Regions from separate parts of the Homo sapiens genome. Here region 2 is linked to region 1. Evidence: read pairs that join two places in POLR2A ChIA-PET (ENCODE). Cell type or tissue: GM12878. All regions are shown on one strand. Links, peaks and the distances in the headings refer to the core of each region. The heading gives the core; the rest is flanking DNA.

Region 1 (5,761 bases), core at 239-5,238:
CATCATCTGCACATCACTATTTTGTTATGGTAGTTAGACCTACCACTAGATCCTGTTATTTAATACTTTTAAAAAAAAGCATTTGATAATATTTCAGTAAAACTGGTTTTCCTTGTAATCTGTATTTTATATTGAATGTTTAAAAGGATTGTTCTGAGAAAGAGTCCACAGGTTTCAGCAGATAGGCCAAGAGCTTTTGTGGCACAAAGCTTAGCATCTAAGGTTCTTTCTGACAAAGTTAGTTTGAAAACAATGGATATTGTTTAGTACAGAGTCAGAAAGTTAACTAGTTAAAAAACTGGATACGAAGAAGAGTCATATATAATGAAAAGGTATTTTACTTTTTATTGATTTGCAGATGTAATTTCTAGTAAAATTACTTCAAGATGTGAATAGGGTACTTGGGGTATGAAACAAATTTTTTTAAAGAGGTCATAAACTTAACACTTGCAGGTATTCATTTATTTTAATAACACACTTCAAAAGACTCCCTATACTGGTGATTGGTTTTATTCCCTATGGAATTTTGCCCTGTTTTTGGGGGGTTTCATTTCTATTGTACAAACTCAAGACATCGAAGATATGCCCTAAGATATAAAGCAATTAAACTGTATGTTAGGGCCTGGGTAGAGCTTGGAATTGTTAATCATTCTATTAGGATTTTTCGTCTTTTTTTGTTTGTTTGTTTTGTTTTTTGTTTGAGGCAGAGTCTTGCTCTGTCACCCAGGCTGGAGTGCAATAGCACGATCTTGGCTCACTGCAAACTCTGCCTCCCGGGTTCATGCCATTCTCCTGCCTCAGTCTCCCAAGTAGCTGGGACTACAGGCGCCCGCCACCACGCCCGGCTAATTTTTTGTATTTTTAGTAGGGACGGGGTTTCACCGTGTTAGCCAGGATGCGTCTTGATCTCCTGACTTCGTGATCCGCCCGCCTCAGCCTCCCAAAGTGCTGGGATTACAGGCGTGAGCCACCATGCCTGGCCAGGTTTTTTCAACATTATAGAGATAAAATGGTTCATTGCAGCTCTAGTTGAAGTCGTGAATAAAGATGAGATTGAAACTAAGATATGGATTTGCCAAGTATACGAATTAAATAAACTCTTGATCTTGACTAGGTTTTATTTGTTGGTAAGCTACTTTTTTGTGGAAGAGTATTTTGATACATAGAAATAATCCTCCCCCTTTGTTATTTTGCTCTAGTTTATTAAATAAATCATTTGATTCTAATAAGCGTAGATAAGGTGGTTAGTTTATTTTCTGGAAGTACAAGTAAACAAGCCCATGGAAACAGCACTAAGTGCTGAAGACTTTCTGCTCTCATAATGTTTCTGGTTATCGAAATATGTCTCCATCTGTAATTTAGCAGAAACTAAGAGAAAGAGCCACTTTTGCAAACCAGCCCATGAACTTTTAGCCAAATCCTCTTATGTAATGTAAGGTCAACAAGAGAGTATTCCCATTATATAGATGAAGAAATTGCATGCCGTTGAGAGAAGCTAAGTGACTTGCCTAACTTTATTATTGCTACTAATGGTAACCCAGAGCTCTGATGCTCAGGACTTCTAATTTCAGGTGAGTAGTTTGTACTACATAGTGCTGCCCTGCTACTCACTAGCCACCACCTCCCTTCTTTAATTTTTGCCTCCTGATGAAGCCACATTTCGTGGCTAGCCCAGCAGTAGGCTGGGCTTTTGGAAGGGAGGGCACCTTTTCTTGCCTTTAGGGGAAGGTCATTTCTGCCTTTGTGGGAAACCACCTGAGCAAGTAATGACAGGGCACATCATGTAAACAATATCTAAGGGGTCAAATGGATTTTATTTTTGATATGCATTAATGGCAAGGTCACTATGTAATTTTTTTGGCCAAACTAGCACATTTTTTAGAGTAAAAAGGGGCACGAATGTAATGAAAATTATATATTTGGAATATCTATTGGCTTACAAATATATTAGTGAACTTATAGAATAGTTTCAGACCATTTTCAAAATTAACATTTTAAAAGATAATTTATATCCTTATGTGTTAAAATAAAAATTTATATTACATGAACATTCAGCATGAACAATTATTCCTGGTGCATATTCACATGCTTGAATCAGTTTCTTAGCTGTATCTTTTAACACCTTGATCCTGATAATTTTCTGAAAAAAGTTAATAAGATCTTATGCTTTGTTTATTTTTTTTGAGACAGAGTCTTTCTCTGTCACCCAGGCTGAGTGCAATGGTGTGATCTTGGCTCACTGCAACCTCCGCCTCCTGGGTTCAAGTGATTCTCCTGCCTCAACCTCCCGAGTAGCTGGGACTACAGGTGCATGCCACCACGCCCAGCTAATTTTTCTATTTTTAGTAGAGACGGGGTTTCACCATATTGGTCAGGCTGGTCTTGAACTCCTGACCTCGTGATCCACCCGCCTCGGCCCCTCAAAGTGCTGGAATTACAGGCGTGAGCCACTAGGCCCGGCCCTTGTGCTTAATTTTAAAATTAAATTTTCTGCAATTTTCTTAACAGTTGCAAATAGAATCTTTGCTTTAGACAATGGTTATTTTAGTTTTAAAGGTACTGTCTCTATAGATGCTGAAACACCACATAAACTGCTAAATGGAACAGTCTTAATTCTACATTTTGCACATTGAAATGGGAAGATATTTTAGCCTAAATATTTTCACAGGTGCTATGTTGGTGTATCTTTTCAAAGTACTTTTCTTTGACAAATATTTAGATAAAAGAAATAAGTTGTTTTTGTGTATGATTTTAAAAATAGTTTACCATATTTAGATAGGGGAAAATTAAAGTTTTTCTCAATTGTATTCCAATGTTTTACAAAATGGTAATTTATTCCAGGAAATTTTATTCAACAAAAAATATGAGTTCCATCAGAAGATTATTCTCAGACATTGAACTATTTAAAATTGCTATTATAGATGTATTTATTTACTAATTCTGCTGTATACAAAGTTCCACAAACTAGCTAGCTTGAAACAGCAGAAATCTGTTTTCACACTGGAAACAGTGGAAGGAGGCTGGAAGTCTGAAATCAAAGTATCTGTAGGCCCACACTCTGTCGACTAGCTTCTGGTTATTGCCAGCAGTCCTTGGTGTTCCTAAGGAGTTTGCAGCTGCATAACTCCAGTCTTTGCCTCTGTTGTTAAATGGTTGTCTTCCCTCTCTGTCTTCACTTCCCTTTTTATGTGTCTCTGTGTCTTCTCTTGTAAGGACAGAAATTAAAATTACTTGTGCATTGTTTGAGCTATGATTTTTTAAATTAGTTTACTTCTTCCCTTCCTTTTGAAGAGATAAGGTTTCTGTTTGTAAGCTTTGGTTTCACTGATTACAATTCACTAAAAACTTTAAATCTGAAGGTGTCCCTACTCCCATTTGGTCTGTTTGTTGAATATGTTGATTAATAATGACCAACAACTTTTGAAAAAAATGCAACAAGTGTTGCCCATCCCAGTGCCAGGCCAGCCCCCACAGACACAGCTTGTAGGCCAGTCCTTGCAGACCCAGGCTCTAGGCCTGCACTAATGCCAGGGCAGCATCCAAAGATTCCAGCTGAGCCTCTGCAGACTTAGGCATCAGGTAGAAACTCATGGACCCACACTGTAAGCCTGCCCCAGTACCAGGTCAGCTTCCATTAATTCAGGTCCAAGCCTATCCCCAGGGACCCAAACTCTGCACCCAACCCCATGGTTCTAGGTACCAGGTCTTCCCCTGCAGATCTAGGTACCAGGGCCATTCCAGAGGACCCTGGGCAAGCCTAGTCCCCACAGACTTGGGACCAGACCCATTCCAATGCCAGGCTGGTCCCCATGGACTCAGGCTCAAGACCTACCCCAGTGCCAGGATGGCCCCTATGAACCTAGGCTTCAGGTCTGTATTTGCAGACCAAGGCTCCAGGACTACTCCTATATACCCAGTTGACAGCCCACCCCAGTGGACCCATGCACCGGATTAGCCCCCTGTGAGTTGAAGCATTAGGCCCACCACCTGCTGACCTAGGCATCACCTGCCAACTAATCCAAGGGCTTTAGCAGCAAGCCCACCCATGGGCCATGCCGGATGGCCCATCAAGAATCTCTAGATCCACTGACTGGTGAAGGGCTTTCCCTGCTGAAGCCAGTTTAGAAAGACTGGAATAGGCGCCTACTTCTTCAAGCGATAGACAGCAATGAAAGGCCACAGGCTTGTGAACCATTAGGGAAACCTGGCACCACAAAAAGAACAAAATTAACAATAATTGACATAAAGAAATGGAGAGCTACAGGCTGCCTATCCAGAGAACACAGGTAGACAACTAGACAATATCAGTGATTTAAAATACTACAAAAGGGTAAAAACCAGGTACTGTGGGAGCTCACAGCAGATTCCCAGGGTACAGGGTTGGGAAAACATCACAAGAGTGTTTTATAAGCTGAGACTTGAGCAATGTGTGGGACAGACTTGGCAAAGTGGTTGGAGAGGTGAGAAAGGGAAGGAAGAGTGTTTCAGGCAGAGGGAATATTATATCTGAAGATCTGGAGAGAACATGGTGCAGTTCATGAATTAAAATATGACTGGTGTGTAGTGCGCGACTCACTAAGCACAGTGTTCTTTAACAGTGAGGCTAAAGTAGCTCATGCAGAAGTGTGTAACCCATAGGGGATTGGGATTTTAGTTAACTTTTTCCCCCAATTTCTCAGGTCAGAAATGTTAGAGTCATGTTTGCCTTCTGTTTTTCTTTTTTTCATATCCTACACCCAATCTCAGTAACTCCCAAGGGTTCCACTCTCAAAATAGATTCAGAATCAGACTACTTAGCACCTCCATGGCTACCCCTTTGCCTAACTCCCCATGATCCCTTGTTTGTTATACTACACTAGCTTCTTAGCTGGAGTCTCCACTTCTCCCCTTGATCTCATAGAGTCTATCCTTCATATTTTCACCAGTTATTTTAAAAGTGAAAGTCACGTCAAAATCTCTAAATGGCTTCGTGTCTCACAGTAAAAGCCAACATCCTTTCAAAGGCCTGCAGGGCCTTATATAATCTGATGTCCCATTCCTTCTCTGACTTCATGTCTTACCCTAGTTCACTTGTTCTTTCCACTGCAACCATTGGCCTCTTGCTATTCCTCAAAGATTTCAGGTATGCTCCTTGCTAAAGGCCTCCATACTTGTTCTTCCCTTCCCTTGGCCTAGAATGCTTTTCTTCCAGAAATCTACATGACTCATTTCATTCATTTCTGCCCACGTGTCACCTGATTTATCAGAGAAGTGATATCTTAACCCACCTATGTAAAATAACTCTGGCCCTCAGATAAGTCCTTTCTCTGCCTCATGTTACACATATTAAATACTTGTTGTTTTTCAATTTGCTTATATCTTCTTCAACTAGAATATAGTTTCCATAAAAGTAGGTAATTGTTTTGTGCCCTATTATTTATATTCCCAGTGCCCAAAATAGTTTTCAGCACATAGGAGACTTTCAATATATATTTGTTAAGTGAATAAACAATGAGCATGTGGTGGGGAGTTTTAACCAGGGAGGTGCTGTAATTAAATTAGAAAACAATCACTCTGGCTGCAGTATGGAAAATGGATTAGAGGAGATCAAGACAAGCCGGAGAGAAATTTTAGGAGATGTATTATTCAGGGGCTGAACATTTGAATTGTTGCTGATGTTTAACCTTTTTAGCTTTTCAAGAATTTTCATGTTGAAAAATCTAATTTGTTTATGCACTAAAGTAATGAGAATGTGTGAGTTGACTAGTTCTTCCAGCACATG
Region 2 (5,761 bases), core at 460-5,459, 940 kb before region 1:
AATCAGTTTTCATTCTGCAGAACAACCATGAGACTTGCTGCAATGTCAGCTCCAAGCACACACTGAGGGACTCCAGAAAATACTCATTGATCATGCAGCACTTTATAATGCGCATAGGCTTTTTTCTCCTGCTAACCCCGCCTAGCTTCCCTTTGCAGCTTCTTCTCCCAAGCCCTCTCCCCACAGTAAAATAATCTTCCTGAAGATGTGAAATAGTTAATAAATTATCTCAACAGTCTAAGTATTAGGAATACCACTCACCACCATAAAGCCTCTTTATCTGAATTACCCAGGTTTTATCTAATGAGGAAAAAAAAGAAAAACCCTACACAATCCCACAGATAAGAATATGAGATTTAAATACCTATACCTATAAATACAAATTTCTAATAGTATACTACATTCAATGCCAAAAGCAATTATAGTTTCACTTTGACATGTATTTCCTTGGACTGATTTATACTCAAATAGGATCTTATAAAATTTTTACAACCAGAAAAGAGAAAATATAATTTAAAATGTTCATGATTCAAATTATAGTAATTTTGTATTGATGTCTCTCTAGCATCAGTGCCCTAAATTTCAGGGTTTTAATATTTTTAATTTAATAATTTGTTTTATAATAATCAAAGTCACATGAAAAATCTAGGACCAGAGTATACCAGCTAAATTAAGCAATCAGATTGATATAAACATGCTTAGTTTAAAGCTAAAATAACCGTTTTTAATAGTTAACTGCAGCAAAGCTTTAGGCTTAGATATGTAAATGAATTCTAAGACATATGATACTAAACCTTACTCAAAGCTGCTTTGCAGACCCCACCTTCTAATGAGTTAATCTAAAGGTCACCACCAGCACAAGGCTTTTTATTAAGCCTGAGTCTCCCCTTTTTCCCTAACAAACATATATCTACAATTTATGAAACATGAAGTTTAAACAAAATAATTATAGACGTCTATAGTAATCATGTGAACCAGTCTGAAACATTCTCACACGGAATAGGTCTGACCGTGTCTTGCTTTTATGCTCTGCTTCTCTTTGCTCTCTCCTCTAATCTATTCATCTGTAAAATAATTCCGGCAGATAAGATTTCTTTGTTCAGATTTCAACTTTCATTTCACTTACAAACCTAGCCCTACCTCAAGAATGTCTTCTAGAACATATGCTTCCATTTCAGCCGCTGTCTCCACCATGTTTTATCAAACTGCCATGTTTCTTACTGCACTATGATTAGATCATTGCCAGCAGGAACACTCCTCTGTGTCAGCAAGGGAACAGGAAATGGAATGTTCTATTACATGCCTAAAGCAGCTTAGCTGTTCACTAGCCAGGCATCTACCAAAAGAGCAGGGGGTGACTCACTGTGTATTTTTTAAAGATACAGAAGCTCTATTCCAAAGCAAACTTCTGTCAAGTAATTTTAACAGACAAAATAAAGTCTCTTATTTTACCACTTCAATTTTTAAAATCCTAAAATTTCAAAAAAGAAATAACATATTTTTTAAAAAGCTATTTAACACGTCTGGCTTCCTGGTTGAACAAAAGAGGTTGAAGTGGGTTACGCAGCAATTTATCCTTAGTAAAGCCTTGTAGTGAGATTAATGGTTGTATTAAAGACGCAAAGAAGGAGGCATGATAATGCCAAGTTAGAAATTTGCTACATCAGGCAAATGTATTATATAACATACATATTACAGTTGACTTCAGGGTTTCAAAAATAATTATCCTAATGTAGATTTTTTAATAGTAAATTGGTTTTTATAAACTAATCTGCTTGTAAATACTTATGAGAACCAGGTTAACATTCAACTAATTTACAGTTACTGAAGCAAGCTATAATATTTGATATATGCATTTTCTAGTAGTGCCTTTAACTTCATTTACTAACCAAAGAAATGGCCTTTTTCTCTTACAATAAATACTCTAAGAGACTAAAATATCCTAGATAAATGAAATTTAGAGACACCAAATCTGGATCATCAAACAGCAAATAAAGTGAGTGAGTGACAGTGGAGCCAATATATATTATATTCATTCCTGTAATTGATCTTCCATTTAGTAAAACTTGTTAGATTGTCAAATTTCTTCCTTATACAACTTTGAATATGAAAAAATGCACTGAAAAAGGAACAATGGGCCGAGCGCAGTGGCTCACACCTGTAATCCCAGCACTTGGGGAGGCTGAGGCGAGCAGATCATTTGAGGCCAGGAGTTCGATCAAGACCAGCCTGGCCAACATGGTGAAACCCCGTCTCTACTAAAAATACAAAAATTAGCTGGGCGTGGTAGTGCATGCCTGTAATCCCAGCTACTCAGGTGGCTGCATGAGAATCACGTGAACCCGGGAGGTGGATGTTGCCATTGTGCCACTGGCACCCTAGCCTGGGCAACAGAGCGAGACTGTCTCCAAAAACAAAAAGGAACAATGTTTTATGCTCTAAACTGAGAAAAGTGATGTGATGATGTGCATGACATTGCTGGTACTATCTCCTCAAAGTGATGTCATGTTTTAGTGGTGATTTTGGAGTACTCTTGGGCCTCAATTTATTAATCATGAAATGGGATAATATTCATTCAACTTGAAATATCAGAAACTGCTCTAGGTGCAGTCAACTAGACAGATTATGGTTTCTTAACAGTTTATATGAAGATTAAATGATATAAAGTACCTACTACACGGTTTCTGGTATTTAAGAAATACCCATACTGTGTCAAGCAATATATGATTTCTTTTTTTAAAAAAATAAACATATTATTTATCCTCATAACAACCCAGCTATGTCATATTTTTAAACTACATTTTGCTTACTATATGCCATTTTAAATGCTTTTTATATATTAACTCATTTAATTTTCACAGTAATCCTAAAACATATTATTATTATCCCCATTTTACGTATGTGGAAATGGGACAAAAAGAGGTTAAGCAACTTGCCCAATTATTTCAAGCTAAGCTAATTAAGTTGAAGAGTTGAGATCTGAATTCAGGCAGTTTGCACCAGACTGGAGTCCATATCCAGAATCATCAACTATACTTCTTCCCTGTGATAATCTCATTTTACGAATAAGGGAACCAAGTATCAGACAGGGCACACAGTTATATGCAGAGTCAAATCCAGATGCAAATCCAGAACTGATTGCAAAGGGTATGTGGAATTAATGGCAAACAAATGACACTATGTTTTACCTCATACCATACCTAGTGTTTACATTTAGGTATGGGTATGCCTGGCATTTAAAGGCTGCTCAAAGTAATTTACATTGTTGAGACCTGGCTTAAACAGAAACTACAAACTGGCTTTTGTTATTTCCTGCCTCCCAGGTCAATTCTTTCTATGCTTCAAATAAACTGCTCCATCTTTAGACTTAAAACAAGTCGTCAACAAAGTTTCCCTTCCTCAAATTTTCCTCTAATGCTATCAAGCAATGATAGGTTTGAGTTCAAGGAACGTATGCTGGAACACTCTCCTTTTCCATAAACCAAGAATAGGCCTTCCAAATCCTTTATCTGACAAGAAATGGGGGCCCCTAAGACTAAAGTTAATAAAACCTTTCACTCTCCCCTTCTCTTCCATTCTAGGATTATGGGGTGCTTCTGTTTTCTGACATTTACTGTTGTTTTTAACAATACATATGTGATTATGGCTTTCTCACAGAATTATGGCTATCATTTATTATCTGTCTCCCTTAAAGACTAGAAAAAAGCAGGCAACACTGTTGAAAGCAGGCAATACTTTGGCCAGGCGCGGTGGCTCATGCCTGTCCTGTAATCCCAGCACTCTGGGAGGCCCAGGCGGGCAGATCACCTGAGGTCAGGAGTTCGAGAAGAGTCTGACTAACATGGTGAAACCCTGTCTCTACTAAAAATACAAAAACAATAAGTTGGCTGTAGTGGTGGGCGCCTGTAATCCCAGCTACTTGGGAGGCTGAGGCAGGAGAATCGCTTGAACCCGGGAGGTGGAGGTTGCAGTGAGTCGAGATCACGCCACTGCACTCCAGCTTGGGCAACAGGGCAAGACTCTGTCTCAAAAAAAAAAAAAAAAAAAAAAAAGAAAGAAAAGAAAAAAGAAATTAGGCAACACTTTATTCACCAATGCATACCTAGAGCCAGCACTCTGGCATAGAGCAGGCTCTTAAGCTTTTTTTTTTTTTTTTTTTTGAGGCGGAGTCTCGCTCTGTTGCCCAGGTTGGAGTGCACTGGCACAATCTCGGCTCACAGCAACCTCCGTCTCCCAGGTTCAAGCAATTCTCCTGCCTCAGCTTCCCGAGTAGCTGGGACTACAGGCGCGTGCCACCACGCCCATCTAACTTTTAGTATTTTTAGTAGAAACGGGGTTTCACCGTGTTAGCCAGGATGGTCTCCATCTCCTGACCTAGTGATCTGCCTGCCTCAGCCACCCAAAGTGCTGGGATAACAGGCGTGAGCCACCGCGCCCGCCAGCATTTTTTGATTAAATGAACAAATTCACAGATAAGAGAATTGTCTGATATCCACTACAGTATCCTAATACCTTTTAAATTATTGCTACTAATAGTAATAATTTCTTTTCTTCTGTTTTTTTTTTTTTTTTTTTTTTTGAGACGGAGTCTCGCACTGTCGCCTGGGGTGGAGTGCAGTGGTGCAACCCCGGCTCACTGCAACCTCCGCCTCTGGATTCAAGCAATTCTCCTGCCTCAGCCACCAGAGCGGCTGGGATTACAGGCGCCTGCCACCATGCCCAGCTAATTTCTCGTATTTTTAGTAGAGACGGGGTTTCACCATGTTGACCAGGCTGGTCTTGAATTCCTGACCTCGTAATTCACCCGCCTCAGACTCCCAAAGTGCTGGGATTACAGGCGTGAGCCACCGCACCTGGCCCAATAGTAGTAATTTCTTTATTCTTTCTTTTTCTTTTTTGAGGTGGAGTCTCGCTCTGTCGCCCAGGCTGGAATGCAGTGGCGCAATCTCGGCTAACTTGCAACCTCCACCTCCTGGGCTCAAGTGATTCTCCTGCCTCAGCCTCCCCAGTAGCTGGGACTACAGGCACGTGCCACAATTTCTAACAAAAGCATTTGTTCTTTTACTCTATCTTTAGGTCACTGGATCACTGAAATAAGATATTAGAAGTATTGAATATAAACAGAATCTAAATTTCAGATTTTCTGCAGTTATTTGTTACATAGCAAAATAATGTATCCCCTTTAATTCTGTTTTCCAGTCCTTTTCATCAATATGATTACCTATGTCACTGCAGGATACCATGGGCAAAAGGATATAAAGAGAAATTTATACATATTTGTCTAAAACCTGTCATCCTAAAAACAAGCCACCTTCCAGTTCAACCTAATTTTATTTTTGAGACGGAGTCTTGCTTTGCACTCCAGGTTGGAGTGCAGTGGCGCAGTTTCAGCTCACTGCAACCTCTGCCTCCCGGGTTCAAGTGATTCTCCTGCCTCAGCCTCCCGAGTAGCTGGGATTACAGGCGCCCACCACCACGCCTGGCTCATTTTTGCATTTTTAGTAGAGACGGGGTTTCATCATGTTGGCCAGGGTGCTCTCGAACTCCTGACCTCAAGTGACCGCCTGCCTTGGCCTCCCAAAGTGCTGGGATTACAGGTGTGAGCCACCGCACCCAGCCTCAACCTAATTTTATAGGCAAGAAAATTGTCTTCCCATTTATCTAAAATGGATTTCAATGGCACAAGACTTTTCATTATTTTGCCAACAGAAGTATTAAAGTGTAAATAGCAATTAACATATTAAGCTATGCAAACAAATGT

Evidence for each region. ChIA-PET counts read pairs that join two places held together with the same protein. Peaks named below come from ENCODE experiments on the same cell type or tissue, not always from the same donor. Only the 100,000 strongest peaks of a DNase experiment are listed, where the experiment ranks them.
Region 2: POLR2A ChIA-PET joins it to region 1 with 5 read pairs; 1 of 35 experiments calls an interaction of 5 or more read pairs at or near these places.

What each region holds. Positions count from the first base shown.
Region 1 is chr4:74,163,194-74,168,954 of GRCh38, forward strand. All of the region lies in intron 1 of MTHFD2L (methylenetetrahydrofolate dehydrogenase (NADP+ dependent) 2 like), which reads left to right. Among named protein-coding and RNA genes, the nearest start is that of MTHFD2L, 8.0 kb to the left of the region's middle. RefSeq lists an enhancer at 1,593-1,722. In GM12878, for the core only: no CTCF peak of the experiment used is centred there; a DNase peak (open chromatin) is centred at 3,203.
Region 2 is chr4:73,221,834-73,227,594 of GRCh38, forward strand. The region is part of intron 1 of ANKRD17 (ankyrin repeat domain 17); the gene reads right to left. Among named protein-coding and RNA genes, the nearest start is that of ANKRD17, 34 kb to the right of the region's middle. In GM12878, for the core only: no CTCF peak of the experiment used is centred there; DNase peaks (open chromatin) are centred at 1,248 and 3,313; H3K4me3 peaks cover 695 bases; H3K27ac peaks cover 1,347 bases.